Regions from separate parts of the Mus musculus genome. Here region 2 is linked to region 1. A link is a loop called in an ENCODE intact Hi-C map of the cell type or tissue named here. Cell type or tissue: gastrocnemius. All regions are shown on one strand. Each heading gives the region's core, and the rest is flanking DNA. Links, peaks and the distances in the headings are about the cores only. Region 1 overlaps Stag1 (stromal antigen 1). Region 2 overlaps Nck1 (non-catalytic region of tyrosine kinase adaptor protein 1).

What was found. Hi-C counts contacts between places; a loop is a spot of excess contacts. Peaks named below come from ENCODE experiments on the same cell type or tissue, not always from the same donor. Only the 100,000 strongest peaks of a DNase experiment are listed, where the experiment ranks them.
Region 2: it touches region 1 in a loop (4-fold over the local background); 14 of 42 quality-filtered maps call a loop at or near these places.

Annotation. Positions count from the first base shown.
Region 1 is chr9:100,913,834-100,921,833 of GRCm38, forward strand. The region is part of intron 22 of Stag1 (stromal antigen 1); the gene reads left to right. Among named protein-coding and RNA genes, the nearest start is that of Pccb, 120 kb to the right of the region's middle. In gastrocnemius, for the core only: a CTCF peak has its summit at 3,473 (motif pointing left); a DNase peak (open chromatin) is centred at 3,477; H3K27ac peaks cover 1,106 bases.
Region 2 is chr9:100,513,274-100,530,294 of GRCm38, forward strand. All of the region lies in intron 1 of Nck1 (non-catalytic region of tyrosine kinase adaptor protein 1), which reads right to left. Among named protein-coding and RNA genes, the nearest start is that of Gm46139, 18 kb to the right of the region's middle. In gastrocnemius, for the core only: CTCF peaks have their summits at 6,905 (motif pointing right) and 7,491 (motif pointing right); DNase peaks (open chromatin) are centred at 6,937 and 7,504; H3K27ac peaks cover 1,187 bases.

The DNA.
Region 1 (8,000 bases), core at 1-8,000:
TCTTCTCATACCATGCTGGTAGGCAACTAAAACTAGTGACAGAAGACCATATTGTTTTGGGGACCTCCCTCATCAATTCAAAAGCAGTATTTTAAATCTGGCTCTGGACCTCATGGCTTCTGGAAGCATTTATTGACCCATTTTAAATTGGAGTTTTTAATTAGTTTAGTTTTAGTTTGCAAAAGATTAAGGTTTTTTTTTATACATCTTTTTTTTCAGTTCCTGCATCTGTAACATCCCCAGTTAAGCCATTTTATCCCCAGTGCTCTCTCCATCCTCTACTTTCCTCCTACCCTACTTTGCATTTCATTTGTTGCACTGTCCCACCTCCTAAAGCCTTCCCATCAGAACCATGGCTCCTTTCTAGCTCCCCAGCCTCTACTGAACTCCATGTTAAACATACAACTCTACGAATTCACATATGAGAAAGAGCCGTGTTTTCTTTGGGGGCCTGAATTATTTAATGAATATTAACATTTTCCAGTTCCATCCATTTTCCTACAAATTTTGTAATTTCCGTTTTTCTTTATAGCTGAATAAAAATTCCATTAGAATATATATATATATCACATTTTCATATTACTCACCAAGTGATAGATCTGTAACTCATTCCATTTCCTAGATATTGAGAATAGAGCAATGAACATTGGTATTCAAATATCTCTGTAGTAGGAAATAGAGCCCTTTGGGTATATAACCAAGAGTGATACATCTGGATCATATGATAATTCTACTGTTAGCTTTTTAAGAAACCTGCATGCTCATTTCACATGGGATATACTTGTCACCACTCCTACAACCACACCCTTGACTACATTTGTTGTTGTTTCTTTTCTTGTTGCCCATTCTGACAGATATGAGATGAAACCTCAAAGTAGTTTTATTTTGCATTCCTATAACAGCTAAAGATATTGAGCACTTTTTTAAAAAAAAAATCCTTATTACTCTTTTGAATATTTTCTTTTCTGTTCCACTACACACCCCATTTTCTTGGCTGTACTGTTTTATTGTTTTGGGGGGTGGGATAATGTTTATGTTTGAATTCTTTATATTTCCTAGACATGAATCCTTTGTCTGAGGTATAGATAATAGAAATTTTCTCTCATTCTGTTGACTACTATATTACTTCTGTTGTGGTGGTAAAACACCACGATCAAATCAACATATGTTGATAAACAATGTTTATTTTGACTCAGGCTAGATCTCATAATGGCAGAAACAGCTATGAGGTTGCAGGCATGCAGCAGGAAAACCGGTGGAGTGCTCACTTTTTGAACTATAAACACAAAACAGAGAGCTTTTTACTCTCAAAGGCCACTCACTCCCCATACTTTCCTCTTTAGTAGTACCACACAACCTAATCCTTCCCAGATAGCACTAATAGCTTGGGACCAGCTGTTGCAAGTTTTTCTGTTAAACACCATGTTGGCTGCAGTATATGATATGTTGGGTTGGCATTAGGTTTTAGTAAGGTTGAGGGTTGGTTTTTTTCTTTCTCTGCAAGATAGGTAATCAGGCCGCCATATTATTCTCCCAGACATTCCTTGTAATAACAGTCACTATCCAGGTGTAGAATCATTTTGGAGATAGAATAATTAAGTCCAACAGTTATCCTTTACATGTTAGTTATTTCAGTAATAATGAAATATTGATAAAGACTATATGTAGTGGCATATTAGTTATTATAGGGTATAAGTGGAGGAGAACAAAATAAGAAAACAACTATGATTAATGATTAGTATGGGGTGATGAAAGCAGGGGAAGAAAACGTGAATAGGAAGTGGAACTTGTATGGGCAAAAGAAGTCAGGGCGATGAAGGAGCTTTGCCTAAAAGTAAATGAAGAAATAAAAATGAGCTGACAGATTATGTGAATCAGACTTGTTTCCAGTGTCTCAGGCTAGTGGTTCTTGTAAACCATATGAGACTATTTTCTTTGGGCAAGGAGAAAGCAAAAAGAAGGGAAGAAAAAAGTAACAACTGTAAGGAAGGATTTAGGGGGAAATGAAATGTAGGGCAAGAAGAGACCAGGACCAAGATGGCCTGCTAAAATGACTGTGCCTATTAAATACAGATGGGATAAATATAGAGCAGAAAGCTGGGTGGAGATTTGGGATATTAAAAACTGCCTAGTTGTTGGCTCTTGTTTAGACTATCGAGTTTCCTCCTACTGCTCGGCTGTCCTCTTCCATGGGTGGTCCCCGCTCTCTCCAATGCCTTGCCTTTGGTTGTTCCTATTACCCTTGCAGTTGTTTCTAAAGGGGGAGTCTCTGATCTGGTCAGACCTGCAAGGCTCCTTCTACACCCCAATGCAGTTCTTGCCTGGAATCTCTGACAATTCTGATGCCACTCTAGTTCCCATTGAGTGTTCAGCTTCTTGAACTTAGATCTGTTGCATCATTCCTTTTCCAGTGTAACCCAGTGGTTTGTTTTTTCTGTCGGGTTCTAGCGTACAAACCCCTTGTACTTGGTCTGATGTACTCTATGACAGCAGAAGTTTTGTTTAATTTTGTTAAAATGTTTAAATTTTATTGCATCTGCTCAGTTGGTTGTCAGTGCTGAATACCTGTGGGGTGCTAAGAAAAGGAGGGTTTTTCCCTGGTCCCACTTTGACTACTGCTGTTCTAGGTGTGGCTCTTCTACCAGATGTTTAAAGTACCCATTGCTTTTCTCATGGCTGCCTTCATTAGCTTATTTTCTGAAGACTGTTATCCACCATCTACAATCTCCCAAGAATATTTTAAGGCTTATTTTCATTTTCTGTGTTTGAATGTTTTGCCTACGTGTATGTATGTGCACTATGTTTCTGAAGGGGCACCAGGTACCTGGAACTGGATTTATATATGATAATGACCCACCATGTGAGTGCTGCGAACCAAACCCAGGTCCTCTGTAAGAGCAGTGCATGCTTTTAACACCTAGCCATTTCTCCATCTCCCCAAGGATATTTTTAATAATTGCATAGTAGTCTATTTTGTAGTTACATAGAATTTATTACCTCCTTGAATATTTCGAATGCTTTTGAAATTGAATAGTTTTGAACTTTTTTTTTTTTTTGGTGCTATGGAATTAATACTACAATGGCCATTCTCATATAAGACCTTGTTCTGTGTTGTTCATTGTTCCATGTATTGTTATGAACCTAGAAGAGGATTGTTGAGTCAACAATTATAATATGCTTACAGAATATAATGTAAGTTTGCTTCTTTACAGAGAAATTTTTCTTGAATTTGATTTTCTTCTGACCTGTCAAGAACACTGTTATTCAGGAGATTCTAAATGATAATTATATTTGAAGTTTAAATCAAGTTATAATTTAATTTGATGATAGACCTTTTGTAGTCAAGTATTTGAACAGATTGTGGCAAAACAGTTTTAGACCTTTTTGTAAAATATAGGTGTGCTTGGGTGTCAGCCTGAGAGTTGAAGCTGTTTGACAAGCTCACAAGTCTTGTTCGGTATTCTTTGCTCCAGTGCCCCCTAGTGATGGTTTCTACAATCAGCTTTCACTGTCTTTGCTGAACAAGAAACATCATTCTTATGTTAGCTCTTTGAACCTGTACAAAAGCGCTAGAAAGCTTCTAAATAAGAGTTGGAACTTAAAGAGTTGCCTTTTTCATCCTGAGGATAAAGAATTTCCATTTTTTTTCCACTTGAGTGGTCTGTGGGGTTTTTTTTTTCTTTCTTTCTCTTTCATCCTTCCTTTATCTATCTATTTAATTATTTATTTATTTATGGATACTTTTTTGGTTTTGGTTTTGGTTTTTGGTTTTTCAAGACAGGGTTTCTCTGTGTAGCTCTGGCTGTCCTGGAACTCACTCTGTAGACCAGGCTGACCTTGAACTCAGAAATCTGCCTGCCTCTGCCTCTGCCTCCGGAGTGCTGGGATTAAAGGCGTGCGCCACCACCGCCCGGCTTATGGATGCCTTTTTAAACTATTTTTATTTATTTATTTTGAAGTAGGTTCTGTGTGGCTGCAGACACCCTAGAATTCATTATGCATGCCAGGCTGGCCTTAAACACACAAAGATCTGGCTGTTTCTGCCTTCCAAACGTACTATGATATGACACCGTCATGTTCTGTTTTCTATAGTCTTACAAATATGCTATCCTACCTCACCCTGCCTGTTTCTCTAGATAACTTTGTAGTCCAATCTTTACTACTGGACTCTGGCCCTAATCCCAATTCTTTAAGTCAAAGCCAACATTACTTATATTACTATAAATTGAATTATTAACGAGGTACTTGATTTAAAATGTGTTTTTTCTTTACATTTATGACTATAGTATCTCCTCTTCATCTTCCACCTTAATATTTAAACAGACCAAAGAAAAGAGGGGTAGGGCAAAGTCTGCTAGAGTGGCCATGTCTTTTCAACCTTGTACTTCTTTCCACAAATTACATCCCTCGGAATAAGTTAAATGTTTTGTTTTTTTTTTTTTTAAGAAGGCAGGCTCTTTATTTTCTTGTTGTTGTTGTTCCCCCTGTTCCTTCTTTGTAGCTATGAAGAAGAAATAGCTTACTTGAATTCTTGCACAGAATTCCTATAGTAACAAGAATAACTAGCATCTCTCCACCTTCAGTTACTCTGACGCAAGAGAAATGGGGCAAGGATTAAGAGATAAAAAACTATCCCTAAAGGAACAAAGTTTCACTATAAACAATTTATTTTACTTTTAGAATCTTTATTTCAATCTTTTTGCTTTTGAAAATTCTGACTTTATAATCTATCCTATTAGTTGAAAGTTTACCTTTGGTCATTCCTTGACTACCAGAGTTTAATATTCATGTTCTTTCCATGTCCAGTCACAAATAATTATATGATTAGTCTAGAAAAGAGAGGCAAGAAAGATCCAAGTCTTATATCCATTGATACTTTGCTTCAATTCCAGCACTTAGCCTTCAGAAAAGCTAAGTTCAAGGCCAACCTAGGCTATATAGCAGTGAAACCCTTTCCCAAAATAAAAAAATTAAACAGGGAAGGAAAAGGAAAGTAACCTGGATATAACTGTTCATAACAAATTCTGAGCTTAAAGTTTTTATACAATTCCAATATCTTCAAATTATCTGATAACCAGAAATAAACATTTTCAATATAGAAAAGTAAAACCTCGTGGTTCATGGTTTTGGCATTTTATTAAGATCATATACTTTGGGGTTGCAGGGGTCGGGAGGCAGAGTGTACTGTGTCTGCAACCCTAATCCTGGACCTCTAGTTCTTGCTTTCTGGTAGAGTGTCTCCCATGAAGGGTAATTTAAGAGTTCCTCTGCTTCATTAGTCTATCAACTGATGGGATGCTGTTTAACCCTCTAACTTACTGAAATATTATTTCCTGAACTAAGTAAGAATAAGTGAAGAGTGAAAAGAGCTATCCTAAGTAATTGTTACAGTGTAAAAGGGAATTTTTTTATGAGCTTGTCAATGACCAAAGACTATTTTAGGAATATTTACGGACTGGGGAGATAGTTCAGCCACTAAAGTAGTATGTTTCTTGTGCCATCAAAAACACAAGTTCAGATCCCCTGTAACCACCTAAAAGACTGAGTATGGAAGAACGTGTCTGTACTTAGTGCTGGAGAAACAAAGACAGACAGACAGATCCCTGGAGCTTGCTGGTCAGGCAGCCTAACCAAATCAGTGAGTGCCAGGTTCAGTGAAAGACTGCGAAAACCATCTAGTGTTGACTTCTAGCCTATGTATACATATGTGCACACAAACAAATACATATGCACACATATACCAGAGAATATTTAGACAAAACATAACAATCTCTTTTTAGTACAAGGACTTGAGATCTTGTCCAACAAAATTAATGACAAAGGAGTGTATTTATCTATCAGACCAATTTTTTTAAATGTATTATCATACTTTTTGGGGATGTAGCAATATGTTTTCCTTCCTTCTATAGGCTTCTTAGTTTGAATCTTTTTCTAATAATTAACAGTTGTTAAGTGTTAGTTATATGGTGATTAGCTGGTAGCCACATATATCTTAAAAGTTCACAGTCGTGGCGGGCATGGTGACGCACGCCTTTAATCCCAGCACTTGGGAGGCAGAGGCAGGCGGATTTCTGAGTTCAAGGACAGCCAGGGCTACACAGAGAAACCCTGTCTCGAAAAAGCAAAAAAAAAAAAGTTCTCTGTTTCTCTCTCTCTCTCTCTCTCTCTCTCTCTCTCTCTCTCTCTCTCTCTCTCTCTCTCTCTCTCCATATGTATGTATGTATTGTTGGGTATAAGGGATGATCTTTTGAGTTAAATACTAAATTTTTAAATATTGGTTCATTCTAGCTGCTGGTGACAAAATAAGTAAGTTGCCTCATCTTAAGCTCCAGTTTTCTAACATAGAGGACAAGAAAGATATTAACTGCTTGTAACGTTTCGGGGGCAACTAGATTGAGTATTTTAGTTAATAGTACATATTAATTTGTTGATTTTAAATCTCAGTTCTTATCATTGTTTTCGTCTGCCATAATAAAAGATGAATTATCTGCAGTATAAACATGCCCAGTGGCTAGTACAAGATTGAGGTACAATGTGGTAAATTCATGCCTCCATCTTAATTGAGATAATTTGTGCATTTTTTTTTTCATTTTTTTTTATTAGGTATTTAGCTCATTTACATTTCCAATGCTATACCAAAAGTCCCCCTTACCCACCCACCCCCACTCCCCTACCCACCCACTCCCCCCCTTTGGCCCTGGCGTTCCCCTGTACCGGGGCACACAAAGTCTGCGTGTCCAATGGGCGGCCTCTCTTTCCAGTGATGGCCGACTAGGCCATCTTTTGATACATATGCAGCTAGAGTCAAGAGCTCAGGGGTACTGGTTAGTTCATAATGTTCTTCCACCTATAGGGTTGAAGATCCCTTTAGCTCCTTGGGTACTTTCTCTAGCTCCTCCATTGGGAGCCCTGTGATCCATCCATTAGCTGACTGTGAGCATCCACTTCTGTGTTTGCTAGGCCCCGGCATAGTCTCACAAGAGACAGCTACATCTGGGTCCTTTCAGTAAAATCTTGCTAGTGTATGCAATGGTGTCAGCATTTGGAAGCTGATTATGGGGTGGATCCCTGGATATGGCAGTCTCTACATGGTCCATCCTTTCATCTCAGCTCCATACTTTGTTTCTGTAACTCCTTCCATGGGTGTTTTGTTCCCACTTCTAAGGAGGGGCATAGTGTCCACACTTCAGTCTTCATTTTTCTTGAGTTTCATGTGTTTAGGAAATTGTATCTTATATCGTGGGTATCCTAGGTTTTGGGCTAGTATCCACTTATCAGTGAGTACATATTGTGTGAGTTCCTTTGTGATTGTGTTACCTCACTCAGGATGATGCGCTCCAGGTCCATCCATTTGGCTAGGAATTTCATAAATTCATTCTTTTTAATAGCTGAGTAGTACTCCATTGTGTAGATGTACCACATTTTCTGTATCCATTCCTCTGTTGAGGGGCATCTGGGTTCTTTCCAGTTTCTGGCTATTATAAATAAGGCTGCTATGAACATAGTGGAGCATGTGTCCTTATTACCAGTTGGGGCTTCTTCTGGATATATGCCCAGGAGAGGTATTGCTGGATCCTCCGGTAGTACTATGTCCAATTTTCTGAGGAACCGCCAGACTGATTTCCAGAGTGGTTGTACAAGCCTGCAATCCCACCAACAATGGAGGAGTGTTCCTCTTTCTCCACATCCTCGCCAGCATCTGCTGTCACCTGAATTTTTGATCTTAGCCATTCTCACTGGTGTGAGGTGGAATCTCAGGGTTGTTTTGATTTGCATTTCCCTGATGATTAAGGATGTTGAACATTTTTTCAGGTGCTTCTCTGCCATTCGGTATTCCTCAGGTGAGAATTCTTTGTTCAGTTCTGAGCCCCATTTTTTAAGGGGGTTATTTGATTTTCTGAGGTCCACCTTCTTGAGTTCTTTATATATGTTGGATATTAGTCCCCTATCTGATTTAGGATAGGTAAAGATCCTTTCCCAGTCTGTTGGTGGTCTTTTTG
Region 2 (17,021 bases), core at 4,279-12,278, 400 kb before region 1:
ACTTCCATGAAGTCTTCTAAAGCAAGTGGCCCTGGTACATACATAGATCCTTTTGCCTTCACAGTTTACCTTATGTTCCTCTGACACACACTCCTAACCATGTCATTCGCCATGTGTTATGGTCAATGGGAGTCTACAGTAAAAACCAATGGGGCTGTATAAATTTATTCTTTCAGCTTCTAAAACAAAGAGTTAAATAAACATCTTTTCTTTATAAACTGCCTAAGCTTTAAGTATTTATTTTAGCAAAAACACCAACACTAAAAAAAAAAAAACCACCAAACTAATACAGATAATAGGAAAGTATCCTTAATGAAGATAAACAATACAATTCTGAATAATCCGCATGTCAAAGAAGAAATCTTCAAGAGAAACAGGTGTCATAATGAAATAGACCAGAATCTACATAGCAAATTCTAGACTAGCCAGACAGAGCTAAACAGGAAGATACTGTCAAAAAAAGAAGGTGTGTGTGTGTGTGTGTGTGTGTGTGTGTGTGTGTGTGTGTAAACAATTCATCCACTGAAGAATCTGTAGAGGTGGCATCAGTACCTAAGAAGATATTTATTAGCTATTAAAGTCACATTAAGATGTCACTACATAATATACCTATCAAAACAGTTACTTACAAAACTAATAATACTAAATGCTCAGACAAGTATGCTGAAACTGGCTCATTAATATGAAGCTGATAAAAAATAAAATGCTACAGATATGATAGAAGACTGTCAGTTTCTACTAACACTAAACATGCAACCACCACACACTCTTCCCATCCTGAGTGTTTCAATAAAACAAATAAAACTTGCGTTCAAAAGTTTGTACCAAGCCTTTATCCAATATTCAAAAAGAGCCATACAAATATCCTTTAACAAACGACTGCCTTAAAAAACTAGTAAAGCCATACCAAAGTGAGCAAGACTGATCCACAAAACCTGGATAAAGTTCTAAGGGAATTACAGGGAGTGGAAAAAAGCCAGTAATGATGACTGCTAACTCTGACTCCATTTACATAAAATTCTTAGAATGATATGTTACAGAACTAGAGCTAGTGACTAGAGAGAAATTACCAAAGCTATGAGAGAATGGGAAGGGGGCTGGAGAGATGGCTCAGCAGTTAAGAGCACTGATTCCCTTCCAAAAGACTTGGGTTTAATTCCCAGCACCTACATGGCAACTCGCCACTGTCTATTAACTCCAGCTCCAGAGGACCATACACCCTCACACAGACATATATGCAAGTAACACCAATGCACATAAATTTTTTTTAAAAATTAAAAGAAAAAGGAGAAAATGGGGACAAGAGAATTGTGGGTATGATGGTTTTGTTAGTCAGAGCTTTCTCTGACCACTAAAAACAAACAAACAAACAAAAAACTGAGAGAACTTATGTTGAGCTCAAACATCTTGGCTCACAATTTTGAGTTAGCCCATAATTAGCTAGTATTGGTGCCATGAAGGAACAGAGCCACTTATTTTATGGTTAAGAAGCAAAAGAGAAAGGAAGGGAGCTAAGCCTCTGAGAGAACATATCCTCCCTCCAGCCTCAAAATGACCCAAAGATCTCTCCCTAGGCCTCAGCACTTCAAGGGCCCATCACTTCCCAACAGCACCGAGGGCTGGGAAGCAAGCCTTCTTTTTTTTTTTTTTTTTTTTTTTTTTTTGGTTTTCCAAGACAGGGTTTCTCTGTGTAGCCTCTGGCTGTCCTGGAACTCACTCTGTAGACCAGGCTGGCCTTGAACTCAGAAATCCGCCTGTCTCTGCCTCCCAAGTGCTGGGATTAAAGGCGTGCGCCACCACTGCCCAGCAAGAAAGCAAGACTTTTAACACACAGACTTTTGAGGGGCTTAGAAATCACAGCAGCGACAAATCAGCAACATGACAGATTTTTTTTTCTTCATAAAAGAAATACACTGTCTGTTGACTGTGTCAACATTAATAGTCTGATTGTGATACTGTACTATAATTCTGCCAGGTGTTACCACTAGAATAACTTGGTCTTTCAGTAAATTCTAAGGTTTCTTACATTACATGTGGATTTAGAATTATCTCAAAATAAAGTTCAAACATAAAACAAAAATTAGCACATTTAGCACTTAGTGTATTGCTGCTGTAACTCGTTAACATTTAGTAATTTTAGAAAACACAAATTTATTATCTTACAGGTTTTTTTTTCTGAGGGTCAGAAGCTTAAAATAGTCTGGTGAAACCTATAACACTTACTAAGCAATATTTTCAAATGTATACACATAAATAACCAGGTAAAGTAAAAAATCAACAAAACTAAAATGCATTTACTTTTTTTTGTTGGTGGTGATTGATGGTGGTACTAGAATCCAGGGCCTCCCACATACAAAGTACATTTTACCAATGAACCACATCAATGTGTGTTTAAAAGCTTTTGAGACAGGGTCTCAGTAAAGCTGCCCAGGTTGGCCTTGAACCTTCAAAATTCTCTCTAGCTAGTATATTTTATGTCTCTTTGCCATTCTTTTTCTTTACTCTTCCATGTTCTTTTCTGAAGAAACTAGATTCATCTTTCCTATAGTGCATCCCCCATCATGAGTTTGGCCTATAATCAAAGCATGTGGGAGATAGAGGCAGGAAGGTCACCATAATAAAAGTTCTAGACTAGCCAGAACTACACAGGAGGATCCTGTCTCAAACTAACTTACTAACTATAACTACTTAAATGAGAAGAAGAGAAATCAATTCCAAAGAGTTGTCCTCTGACTTCCACACATATGCCATGTCATGTGCATCAGGATGCAAACCTCCCTACAGAGACTACTTAAAATACATTTTCACCTAACATAGACCAATAATTTAGAGAAACTATAAATCAATGAAATTTTATAATATTTAGGGGTTATATTTGCTCATAATTTTTAAAACTAGGGTAGGGTAATAGTTTGTGTAAGGGCAATTTAAGTTATAAACAGGCTCCAATATAATAGCCAATCATGAGTTTCTTAACTTGGCGTAGAACATAACTAAATTTGCTTTATTCACCCTCATTTCAAAGTAAGGGCTGGAGGGATAGCTCATCAGTTATGAGCACTTATTCTTGCAGAGGATCTGGGTTCTAGTCCCAGAACCCACACAGAGGGTCCTACACCTTCTGACCTACATAGGCACCAAACAAGTCCATGGTGCAAAGACATACTTGCAGGTAAAATACCCATACACATTAAAAACATTTTTTCAAAACAAAACCACTGTATTAGTATTTACATATGAAATTCTTAAAAGTAAATAAAATGTCTTTAAAGTTATAATCATGTATGAGTGTGTATATATATGTGTGTGTATATATATGTGTGTGTATATATATATGTATATATATGTTTTTAGCTTATAAACAAAGATTCTTACAGTAATGTGTTCAAAGACTTTCCATTTCATGATATATATCTAGGGAATTTTAAAGAAAGATGTTGTCTCTATTAAAAAAAAAAAGAAAAGAAAAGAAATACAACTTAATTCCTAAATTGCAATTCTACCAATTCTGTACCATTAAAATCTCAGAAAATTAAATTCTAAGAAATAATTAACTTGAAATTTTCAAGACTGCTCCTTCCCTACTTTCTATTTGTTTTTTGAAATTTTAGATGTAAGATATGCTTTCCCAGTCATTAATAGTCTCCCAGCCAAAAAAAGCCCAGGACCAGATGGGTTTAGTGCAGAGTTCTACCAGACCTTCAAAGAAGATCTAATCCCAGTTCTGCACAAACTATTCTACAAAATAGAAGTAGAGGGAACTCTACCCAACTCATTCTATGAAGCCACAATTACTCTGATACCTAAACCACAGAAAGATCCAACAAAGATAGAGAACTTCAGACCAATTTCCCTTATGAGTATCGATGCAAAAATCCTCAATAAAATTCTCGCTAACCGAATCCAAAAACACATTAAAGCAATCATCCATCCTGACCAAGTAGGTTTTATTCCAGGGATGCAGGGATGGTTTAATATACGAAAATCCATCAATGTAATCCATTATATAAACAAACTCAAAGACAAAAACCACATGATCATCTCGTTAGATGCGGAAAAAGCATTTGACAAGATCCAACACCCATTCATGATAAAAGTCTTGGAAAGATCAGGAATTCAAGGCCCATACCTAAACATGATAAAAGCAATCTACAGCAAACCAGTAGCCAACATCAAAGTAAATGGTGAGAAGCTTGAAGCAATCCCACTAAAATCAGGGGCTAGACAAGGCTGCCCACTTTCTCCCTACCTATTCAACATAGTACTTGAAGTCCTAGCCAGAGCAATTCGACAACAAAAGGAGATCAAGGGGATACAAATTGGAAAAGATGAAGTCAAAATATCACTTTTTGCAGATGATATGATAGTATATATAAGTGACCCTAAAAATTCCACCAGAGAACTCCTAAACCTGATAAACAGCTTCGATGAAGTAGCTGGATATAAAATTAACTCAAACAAGTCAATGGCCTTTCTCTACACAAAGAATAAACAGACTGAAAAAGAAATTAGGGAAACAACACCCTTCTCAATAGTCACAAATAATATAAAATATCTTGGCGTGACTCTAACTAAGGAAGTGAAAGATCTGTATGATAAAAACTTCAAGTCCCTGAAGAAAGAAATTAAAGAAGATCTCAGAAGATGGAAAGATCTCCCATGCTCATGGATTGGCAGGATCAACATTGTAAAAATGGCTATCTTGCCAAAAGCAATCTACAGATTCAATGCAATCCCCATCAAAATTCCAACTCAATTCTTCAACGAATTAGAAAGAGCAATCTGCAAATTCATCTGGAATAACAAAAAACCTAGGATAGCAAAAACTCTTCTCAAGGATAAAAGTACCTCTGGTGGAATCACCATGCCTGACCTAAAGCTTTACTACAGAGCAATTGTTATAAAAACTGCATGGTACTGGTATAGTGGCAGACAAGTAGACCAATGGAATAGAATTGAAGACCCAGAAATGAACCCACACACCTATGGTCACTTGATCTTTGACAAGGGAGCTAAAACCATCCATTGGAAGAAAGACAGCATTTTCAACAATTGGTGCTGGCACAACTGGTTGTTATCATGTAGAAGAATGCGAATCGATCCATACTTATCTCCTTGTACTAAGGTCAAATCTAAGTGGATCAAGGAACTTCACATAAAACCAGAGACACTGAAACTTATAGAGGAGAAAGTGGAGAAAAGTCTCGAAGATATAGGCACAGGGAAAAAATTCCTGAATAGAACAGCAATGGCTTGAGAAATGGGACCTCATGAAACTGCAAAGCTTCTGCAAGGCAAAAGACACCGTCAATACGACAAAAAGACCACCAACAGATTGGGAAAGGATCTTTACCTATCTTAAATCAGATAGGGGACTAATATCCAATATATATAAAGAACTCAAGAGGGTGGACTCCAGAAAATCAAATAACCCCATTAAAAAATGGGGCTCAGAACTGAACAAAGAATTCTCACCTGAGGAATACCGAAAGGCTGAGAAACACCTGAAAAAATGTTCAACATCCTTAATCATCAGAGAAATGCAAATCAAAACAACCCTGAGATTCCATCTCACACCAGTCAGAATGGCTAAGATCAAAAATTCAGGTGACAGCAGATGCTGGCGAGGATGTGGAGAAAGAGGAACACTACTCCATTGTTGGTGGGATTGCAAGCTTGTACAACCACTCTGGAAATCAGTCTGGCGGTTCCTCAGAAAATTGGACATAGTACTACCGGAGGATCCTGCAATACCTCTCCTGGGCATATATCCAGAAGATGTCCCAACCGGTAAGAAGGTCACATGCTCCACTATGTTCATAGCAGCCTTATTTATAATAGCCAGAAGCTGGAAAGAACCCAGATGTCCCTCAAAAGAGGAATGGATACAAAAAATGTGGTACATTTACACAATGGAGTACTACTCAGCTATTAAAAAGAATGAATTTACGAAATTCCTAGCCAAATGGTTGGACCTGGAGGGCATCATCCTGAGTGAGGTAACCCAATCACAAAAGAACTCAAATGAAATGTACTCACTGATAAGTGGATATTAACCCAGAAACTTAGTATAGCGAGATATAAGGTGCAATATGCAAAACATATGAAACTGAAGAAGAACGAGAGACCAAAGTGTGGACACTTTGCTCATTCTTAGAATTGGAAACAATCACCCATGGAAGGAGTTACAGAGACAAAGTTTGGAGCTGAGACAAAAGGATGGTCCATCTAGAGACTGCCATATCCAGGGATCCATCCCATAATTAGCCTCCAAACGATGACACCATTGCATACACTAGCAAGCCTTTGTTGCAAGGACGGTGATATAGCTGTCCCTTGTGAGACTAGGCCGGGGCCTAGCAAACACAGAAGTGGATGCTCACAGTCAACTATTGGATGGATCACACGGCCCCCAATGGAGGAGCTAGAGAAAGTATCCAAGGAGCTAAAGAGATCTGCAACCCTATCGGTGGAACAACATTATGAACTAACCAGTACCCCAGAGCTCTTGACTCTAGCTGCATATGTATCAAAAGATGACCTAGTTGGCCATCACTGGAAAGAGAGGCCCATTGGTCAGGCAAACTTTATATGCCCCAGTACAGGGGAACGCCAGGGCCAAAAAATGGGAATGGGTGGGGAGAGGGTGGGGGACTTTTGGGATAGCATTGGAAATGTAATTGAAGAAAATACGTAATAAAAAAAAAAAAAAAGAAAGAAAGAACTACCTTCAAAAAAAAAAAAAAAGATATGCTTTCCCCCACAACGGTAATTCATTGGTTTACATAAAAAAGGACTCTAAACAAATTCTCTTAAATGTTCTGACAGAACTAAACTTATTTTTAAAAAAGGATTTATTTATTTTATGTGAGTACACTGTTGCTGTCTTCAAACACACCACAAGAGGGCATCGGATCCCATTACAGATGGTTGTGAGCCACCATGTGGTTGCCAGGAATTGAACTCAGACTGGAAGGGCAGTGTTCTTAACCTCTGAACCATCTCTCCAGCACTCTCAATATTAACTTGTAACTATGGCCTATTATTTGTTGTTTTGTTCTGAGGCAGGGTTTCTCTATTATGTAGTTCTTGCTTCGCTGACCAGGTTTGCCTTGAATTTCCAGAGTGCTTTCTGTCTCTGTCTCCCAAGTGCTGGGATTAAAGGCATGCACACCTGGCTACACCCTCTGTTCAACACCCTTTTGCTTAAACTTAGCCTAAGTTTTCTAAACCTCATCTATCAAATTTAGCTAAAATTTGCTTTTTTTTTTAAACACATACTACTGTCCATATCACATCCCCACACAACATGAGTTAAGATTATCTACAGGAACATGCCTATCTCACTAAGAGGGATCAAAGCACAGGATGACTGGCAAGAGGGAAGTAAAGTCAAAATTGAACTGAACTCTCAGCACTCCCAAGAGAAAACAAAAACTAGGAAAATTCACGTGAAAGGAGTTCTTAAACATTCACCTATACTTCCACCAGGTGGCGCTATTAGCTGTGTCCCAATGTTGGTGCCTTCCTGTGTTCTGCTACTGGAATTCCTTTCCAGGACATCAGCATGCTCCTTTTTAATTACATGCTTCCAAGTGTCCTTAACTGAATCTATGTACAAACACAGCAATAAACAGCTAACTAGATAATACAGTGCTCTAAGAGGGATCTGGGATGAGGGGGTGGGGAGATGATAGGGCCAATTCTCATAGAAATGGAATAGTAGTGGAGAGGGAGAGAGCTCTAAACATAGTTTGCCTCCTGCAGACATGAGGACCTGAGTTCAAACCACAGAACCCATGTAAAAAGAAAAAGCAGAAATGGAAATGGTGGTGTACTTGTAATCCCAGCTCTGGGAAGGCAGAGACAAAGGCAGATCTCCAGGGTCAGCCAGCCTAGTGCAATTAGTGCATTCCAGATTGGTAAAAGGTGCTGTCATAAACTCCTCAGGACAGCTTCTGAGGAGCACACACACAAACACACTCACTCACAAATTTACTTACCTTGGAACTCAACAACAGGTTAAATAAACATTTTAAAGCAAAAGCAACCACATAGCTTTATCTGTCTGTACCTCAGATAATGAATGGTCTGAAGCATAGAGGGCCTGGATTGCCTCAATGAAAACCCCCAGTCCTTGCCTGTGTTTCTTTTCCCGTTTAACACTGGACTGCTACAAGCACTTTGAGGAGAGATTTTCTTTTAATTAGACCCCTATTCTTTCCAATATAATTATGCCTGTCTCTTTGACTGGCTTGTATTTTAATACTTAGTTACACCAAAAAGGGCTTTACTGTATGTAAATCAACTAAGTATGGAACCAAACAGCTACCAAGATGACTTAAAACACAGAATCAGTCTCCCACATACATAATCTTATATTGTTATTCAATACTCACTAAATTTTATATACCTTCCAACTGTTCATACTTTTTGTGACAGCCATCAAATTTGGAGACAACTAAATATTCATAGTAAAAGAGAAACTAGCATCCTACTATTATAAAATTGCCTTGTCTTTATAGATCCCTTAGTCAACTACAAATCTAAATCAATGAGTACACCAGACCAAAATATCTATACTTCACCTATTTCTATAAATTAATTAAGAACACCTAATATTAAGTTTGTCAAGACAGTCACTTGTGATCTCAAATGCCCTTAACCCCAGTACTCAAAAGAGACACAGGCAGATCTCTGAATTCAAGACCAACCTGGTCTATATAGAAAGTCCCAGGACAGCCAGGGCTACTCAATGAGACCCTGTCTCAAAGAAAGGCTATCAAACCATCTAACCAGGAAACGCTGAGGAAGGAGAATGTTTGCCATTGGCATAGGTCATGAGCAATGGGACCCTTTTTTGGCAAGTTAGATGTTCCTGTCTGAAAACAACTAGTGGCGGAGGAAGGGGGGGGGGGACATCTACAGGGAAATCTACCATGCTAGTTACACATACAGTCTGCTGTGCTTTAACTCATCACTTGACAATTTCCTGTTTCTGATAAGAATCAGCTAAGTAACAGTACCCAAGTAACTAAGTCAGGAAGTTTAGATGGGTTACAATCTCTCAGTGAACTATGAAAGGAGAAAAATCAACAATAACTTTGATATGCTACAGCAGGCATAAAGAGAAGGAAATTTACAAGATTACTGTAATCAACATTTTAAGCCACAACATCATATAGTTTATATTGCTAAATATTCTAACTAATGAAACACTCTACTACTTACAAAACAAAAATTAGAAGCACATCAGAAATAGAGGATTAAATCAAGTTGTTTTGTTGAGTTTGGTTTGGTTTTATTTTCTTATTGTTTGGTCAGTTGTAATCACATGTAGCCCAGGCTGGCCTTAAAACTCACTATATAGGTGAGGATGATCTTGGCTTTGAACTACTGATATTCCTACCTCCAATCCCAAATGCAGAAATTTTAGACCTGTATCACCATGCTCAGCACGATTAGGTTCTTTTAAAGATAGGGAACAATTTTATCATATTTTATTCAGGTTTGAATGATTACTTTGGATACATAACCAAGATGAGAAAACAAGAAAGATGAAAAAGTAAAAGGGTATTGTGCATATAAAATTCACTTGTTCATTCAACAAATATTAACTGAATAAATGTACACTAGGAGAACAAACCAAGTTCTGAAAACAAAGGAAGAGAAATCAAGTATTCTGCTAATAAAAGGAATTCTAGTGAAACTCCTGTTTCTTCAACTCATTTATACACGCCTTAGACTAACACAAGAGTAACACATTCCCTATATGATGATTTTGTCAGTCATCACAAAATCTTACTTTCTATCCTCTCTGAATTAAAATAAATTTACCCAAGATTACATCCTCTCGGGCTGGAGAGATGGCTCAGGGGCTGCTCTGCCACAGAAAGGACCCAGCTTCTGCATGGCTTCTCTCAACTATCCCTAACTCCAGTCCTGACATCCTCTCACACACAGACAGACAGACATGCAGGCAATAACACCAATGCACATAAAAAACAATAAATAAAAGAACATACCAATTCTGGAATCTGAAGAGAGGATTATGTTTTATAATAACTAAAGGAGCAACCAGTAAAATAGTAAACAATCTTGCTAAAGTAAATTACAATCATACAATTATAATACAAACTGTGAAAATGTATAACAAAGAATTGCATTAATATAAGACATTAGTTATTAGTTAAAGAGTTATTACCCTAATCCTTAGGTTACTGGATGGCTAAGAAACAAAATAGAATCACAATTGACTACATCCATTTTAAAGTGTTCTGAATGAGATAAAAATAACTGATGGGGTCAAGGATGTAGCTCTGGGTATATCGCCTGCCTAGAGCATGAAGCTCTGCTGAGCTCAATCATCATCACCACATAAAACCAGATGTAGTAGCACATGCCTGTAGTTCCAGAACTGGGGAGGTAGAGACAGAGGATCCAAGATCATCCTTAGTTTAAAGCCAGGATGAGTTAAAAGAGACCCATCTCAAAACAAGAACAAATTTACCAACAAGGAACACTGAATTACTTCTACTTAAAATTTCACATGTAAAGCTGGAGACAATCCTCAACACACACACACAAATCCTATGTTGAAATCCAAGCCCCAGCACCTTAGAATATGGCTATCTGGGTAGCTTCAGAATGTAAATGAGATAAATGAGTTTACCAACAGGCCCTTATCCAGTATGACTGGTGTTCCTGTAAGAGAAGTTTGGTTCACTTAAAGAGAAAGCAGTTATCCAGAAGCCCAAGACAGGAGGAAAGTTAACATACAGAAGAGGAGGCTCTCAAGAACTCTGCTGATACCCTAACCTCAGACTTACTATCTCACCAAGGCTCAAGGGTTATGGAAGAAGAGGGGACAGAAAGACTGCAAAAGCCAGAGGCAATATACAAGGAAACTGGTTTTCCAGACACAATATGGCAGCTGCATATGAATTCATGGCAGTCGTAACAACACGCACAAGATCTGCACAAGCTCAAGCCAAACAAAATCTCAATGTGGAGGGGAGGGACACAAAGTCCTAAACCTATTGAGGAACTATTGGTAAATGACAGCTACCAGGAAAGGGTGGTTTTAGTTTTAAGGATGTGGCCCCTAGGTGGTCTAACTAGTGCCAGTGGAAGGCCATATAACTCAGTGTAGTAGATAGGTAGTACTAACATGACTTCATGGGTTTAAAAAAAAAAAAAGGTGAAGACACAAAGTTGGGTGGATATGGCTTGTGGGTATGGGAGGAGATGTGCAAGAGGGATGAAAATGTTCAAAATACAATGTATGAAATTCTGAAAGAATTACTAAAAACACTTTTTAATATAAATTCCAGGATTGGCAAGACAACTCAACAGTTAAGAGCATACATCATTCTTGCAAAGAACCAGAGTTTAGCTCCCAACACCCATATCATGTGGCTAACATTTGCCTATTAACATCAGCTCCAAGGGATCCAACACCTCTGGTTTTCGCAAGCACCAGCATCGATGTGTATACACACACACACACACACACACACACACACACACACACACCTATACATTCTATGACTTATTAATTACATGTATAGGGAACTGGTCTATTATTACTTTAAAATCCTAGCACGTTTCACAGCACTACTCCTCTGTCAGACACCTCCATTTGCCTTTCTTAGAAATTTCCTGTTGCAACCCACCCTAAACCCAGTTAACTGTATGACCAAGCCAATGATCTGGATTAATAAACCCTATTCAGTCACCTCCCTCTCAACTCGCTGCCCTTGTATCCTTTTAACAGGATTCAAGTGAATGTACAGTAACAGCATTCTGGCCATATACATAAGGAGCCAAGCAGCTTACTAAGATAATGAAGCATCCTTTAAGTGGTCTCCTGTTCCCAGTCTCACTTTCTTCTATTTGGAAGAATTTAATTGTCATTTTTAGAAAAAGTTAGCTGGAAACGTGAATTTTTCCTTTACTATTTACTAAGTGGCCTTGAGAGTTAAACTGAATGAAGTTTCAAATGAATTTGCCTTGAGTTACAATGAACTTATTATTTTTGTGGTCCTTAAAACTCTACAAAGACAAGAACTCTTTCAACACGAGAGAAACTAAAGTCATGAGAAAATTCTAGGAAGGTGGCAAAAGAGGAAGTCACAAGAATGTCTCCAAACCTAGATTAGCACTAGCATAATCTGGTCTGGTCTGATCTATTCAGGGAATCCTAAATAGAGACCAGTACAAGGCAACTTCAGTGCAAAGTTATGAAATACAAGGTATTGCTAATCTGAGTTGATTTCAGCTCATTCTGCGGGCAGTGACTACCTGCTCAATACCTTGGCAGTCATACATTCCATTTCTCCCAAATGTACTTCCTTCTCAGATTGAAGGAAATTTAAAGAATTCATATTCTCTCTCTCTCTCTTCATTCTCCCTCCATTTTTCTGTTATACTCTTTTAGGAGCCAATAATAGATCAAAATATTCAAAAGAAAACAAACACACTGAAGTACTTAAAAAGGCAATGCGAATACCAAGAAAAGGTAAAAGCAGACGTGACATGGGATCTGTGTGATATAATCAAGAGAACTAACCATTGTGGGAATTCTGTTACACACACACACACACACACACACACACACACACACCATTGTTAAACTGCTGTCATTTGAGTCCAAGTATCTGGATGGTATTCACTCTGAGTCTATTTGTATGTAGTTCACATCAGAATTGACTTAGATGTTCACGGGTCTACATATTTTTGGTTAAGAACTGTGCCAATATTGAAGCAATCTGCCCTTACAATTTGTTGGCTATATTGCTGAGCAAAAAGTGTCCACTTCACCAAACAAGTCATCAGGTCAGTTACCAGAGCTCTACCTGGCTACGTGTGTGAATGCTTGTGGTACCATTCAGCTGGAGTTCAGGAACAGGACAGCCTGTTAGCAATCACTGCTGACAGAGCTTACAACCCTAAGCCTCTGTACACACCACTACACATCTACACATTTCTCAGATCCCACCTCACGTCTATACTTGACAGATGTTGGGGCTATCTCCACCAGCAGCTAGCTACTGTATGGGGCTATGGCTTCAGAAGAGCAATTCAGGTACCAATGTTCCTACTCACCACTAGCCTGGCCAAACCTCCCCTCAGCAGCCACCAGCTTATAGATGCTTAATGGCTCAGCATCTATAACTTCCTGGCAAGAAAAGTACAGCAACAAAGAATCACACATCCTTAACTTAGTAAGGCAGCAAACTTCTTAGGTGAACAAACAAGCAAACAAGAAAGGAGTCAGACTATAGCTTTCAATAATACCCCTGTAGATATAATGCTTGAATTAAAAGACGAAGACTGGGTGCTGGGGAAATGGTTCATTCAGTAGGATGCACAAAACATAAATGCAGATCTGAGTTCAGATCCCAGCACCCATATTTTAAAAATAAATAAATAAAAATTTAAAAAAAGGACAAAGTAGTGTGTATTTGTAATCTCTCGGTTCTGAGGACATGAAGGCAGAAGGATCTCTGGTTTACTGACCAGCCAGTCTACTGATTCAGTGAGTTTCTAGTTCAGTAAGAGACCCCACTTCAAATAAATAAGGACGATAACAATAAAGGAAACTATCCAACATCAGCCTCTGGCCTCCACATGCACAAGTGTGTACGAGTATGTGTGACACACACACAAGAATACATATACATATGCTCAAAAGGATTTTAAGGGAGGAAGTCATAACTGAATACCCACCATTACAGCTACTGCTATCATTCATTAATATCTATGCTCTCCTCATCAGCTTACTGCTATCCTACATTTTTTAGAAATGCATAAATTTCTACAAAGAAAACATGACTTGGCTAGGACCAATACAATATGGATAAAAGCGATAAATACCACTTCCAATCCAGTACCTTAAGTCTTCCTATCACATTTCCATTTTCAAATCAACATCAGAAGCCATTGCTGATTGTGGTGGTAACATAAAAAGACAGAAGAGCTTATGTCTCTAAGTAAGTGCATGGAGCAAAGTTACCTCAACACACACCTCAGACAACAGTGATATCTGAAAGTAGTATGAAATCCTGTGTTGTCACTAAGATTTGTGGCTTGTTGGACTCAGTAATGAATCATAACCTAATATAGAAATCTTAAAAACATTTCTCTAGCTGGTGTGTAAAATAATTTTTTAAAAGCTAATAAAGAGATTAAAAAAAAAAAAAAAAAGACTGATTAAGCCAAAAAGCATCATGGCTCATGCCTATAATCCAATACCTGGAGGAGGCAGAATGACTGCCATGAGTTTATGGCCAGGGGCTACAGTGAGTTACAGTCAGCCTAAACTAGAGTTCTGAAGAAAAATAAAAATGTATATTCATACTGTAGAAGAGTAGGTCTCCTTTACTTTTTCATCTTGGTATGAAAAACTCTTTTCCATTAAGTCCCCACTCCCTCCTCCTCCTGGCTCCTAGAGGACTTGAATCTCTGAGTTTGAAGCCATCTTGGTTTACAAAGAGAGTTCCAGAACAGCCAGGGCTGTTATGCAGAGAAACCCTGACCCCAAAACAAAACAAAAACAACAGCAACAACAAAAAGAATATTGCCTAATTTTTTAAAAAAAGAGAAATTATATTTTTCTAATTAAAAAATACAAATCTAAGTCGGGTGTGGTGGCTCACGTCTTTAATCCCAGCACTCGGGAGGCAGAGGCAGGTGGATTTTTGAGTTCAAGGCCAGCCTGGTCTACAAAGTGAGTTCCAGGACAGCCAGGGCTACACAGAGAAACCCTGTCTCAAAAAAAAAAAACAAAAAACAAAAAACAAAAAACAAAAAAACAAAAACAAAACAAATCTAACAGGAGGTACATTATTGATAGCCTAAAATTATTACAATAACTCTGAAACATTATTGTAAATGTTGCTTTTATTTCCTCAGGTGAAGTGATGAGAGCCAAGCTGTGCAAACACTCGACCTGAGCTGAGCCCAGAGTGTTCCTAGGCCTGAAGGCTTCTAGTTTCCATACTCTCTCATCTTCTGCAGCTCTGAACCTAGAAGGCTTCAGCTTCCAGATCCCGTCTGCTAACCTAGGCCTAGAATGTCTCAGCCTTCAAGACTTACTGCTGGATAAACTCTCTCTTTCTAGCTCTCTCTGAACCCTGGCTGTCTGGTTCAAATCCGCTGTTCTGGCTCAAACTCCTTTCTAAGCTAACTGATTCAAAATGGCTTCTCTCAGCTTCTGACTGGATTGCTCTGCTTGGAAAAAATGTCCCTGAACTCCATGAACTACACTCTCTCCCCGTGCTGCTCTGAAGCAGCCTCTCTTTTCTGTCTGACCTCATGACAGTTGACTTATTCTCTCTCTGACTCATTCCAGCCAGATAGCACAGACCTAGAAGGTCTTTGGATGTGATCCCTTGGCAGAGCAGCCATGTTGCTGGATTAAAATTCCTCCATACACTATTGAGAGGTCTAAAAACCTTAGGAATAAAAATTTTCAGTTCGCCAGGAAGCAATCTAGGCTCCTTAGAGGAAGTTGTTGTTGACCAGTGACAGACCTGACTTAGGGAGGGTAAGTCTAGAGCTGAGTCAGCTCCTCAGACACTGGCTCAAGGGGATAACAAGGCTAAAACAGAGCTGGTTTCTAAAAATTCTTCAAGGTATCACTAAATATAGTGAAACTAACATAGCAGCCAATCAAAAATGCACTAATGTCATTGCTTTGCTGGCTCCCAATCAATCATATTAGAGGTTACCTAACCTTCTGGAAATTCCCCTAGCCCTGCAGGAAGGGGAGCCTGCTCCCCTCTGGTGACTACATTTTAATGAATGGTTGACCCCTGCATGCCGGTAATTTCTGCAGAACAAACTTCTTTGCCTTGGCATACTTCTTGATTCTGGAGTCTTCCTTCAGTGATTTTTGAACCTTAACAGTATAGTTCCCAAAAAATATTATAAATAGAACTTTTGCACAATCTAACAAAGGACACAGTCACAAAAAGACAGTAACTCTACTATTCCACTTGCAAAGTTAAACAAATTTATTGAAAGGAAAAAAAAACAGATTAGAAAGTAGTTGCGGGGGCTGGAGAGATGGCTCAGCGGTTAAGAGCACTGACTGCTCTTCCGAAGGTTCTGAGTTCAAATCCCAGCAACCACATGATGGCTTACAACCATCCTTAATGACATCTGACTCCCTCTCCTGGTGTGTCTGAAGACAGCGACAGTGTACTTACATATAAAATAAATAATAAATAAAATCTTAAAAAAAAAAAAAAAAGAAAGTAGTTGCTAGGGGATAGCAGAATGGGGACTTTTTTTTAAATGGGTAAAGAGTCTTCATACCAAGATGAAAACCCTACAACATGAATATAATAAGTAATACTAAACTATATACTTGAAAGTAGTTAAAACTGAAGCAGGTGAATCCTGAGTTCCAGAACAGCCTTGACTAATAAGATCTCATCTTAAAAAAGAAAAAGAGGGAGAAAAACCTTAAGGCTGTAAAATTTTTATATTTAACACCAAAAAAATAACCATAACACAACACCAGGAGGCCCCAACAATCCAAGTGAAGATATCACTGGTAGTAGCCTGCAGTTGACTAATATACTGATATAAATAGAAAATGCAGCCAGTCAGAAGTGTTTGCCTAGAATGCATAATTTAGAATTTCTGCCTAGAATGCAGAAATTACAAGTAAGCAAGAGTCAACCATTCATCAAAATGTTGACCACCAGCGGATCAAACACTGGGTTTGATCCCAAGCACCACATAAACTTAGGTATGGTGGTGCATACCTGTAATCCCACAGCTGAATATTAAGCTTGAGGCCAACCAGGGTTATGAGACCCTAGCTAAACAAGTAATTAAGCCTTCAAAGGCCAGCAAAATGACTCAGCAGATAAATAAAGGCACTTGTCACACAAGCCTGGAGACTGAGTTCAATGCCCCCAGTCCATTTAGAGACAGAAGAAAATCTACTGCACAAAGTTGTCCTCTGATTTCTATACATGAACTGGCACATGTGCCACCCCCCCACA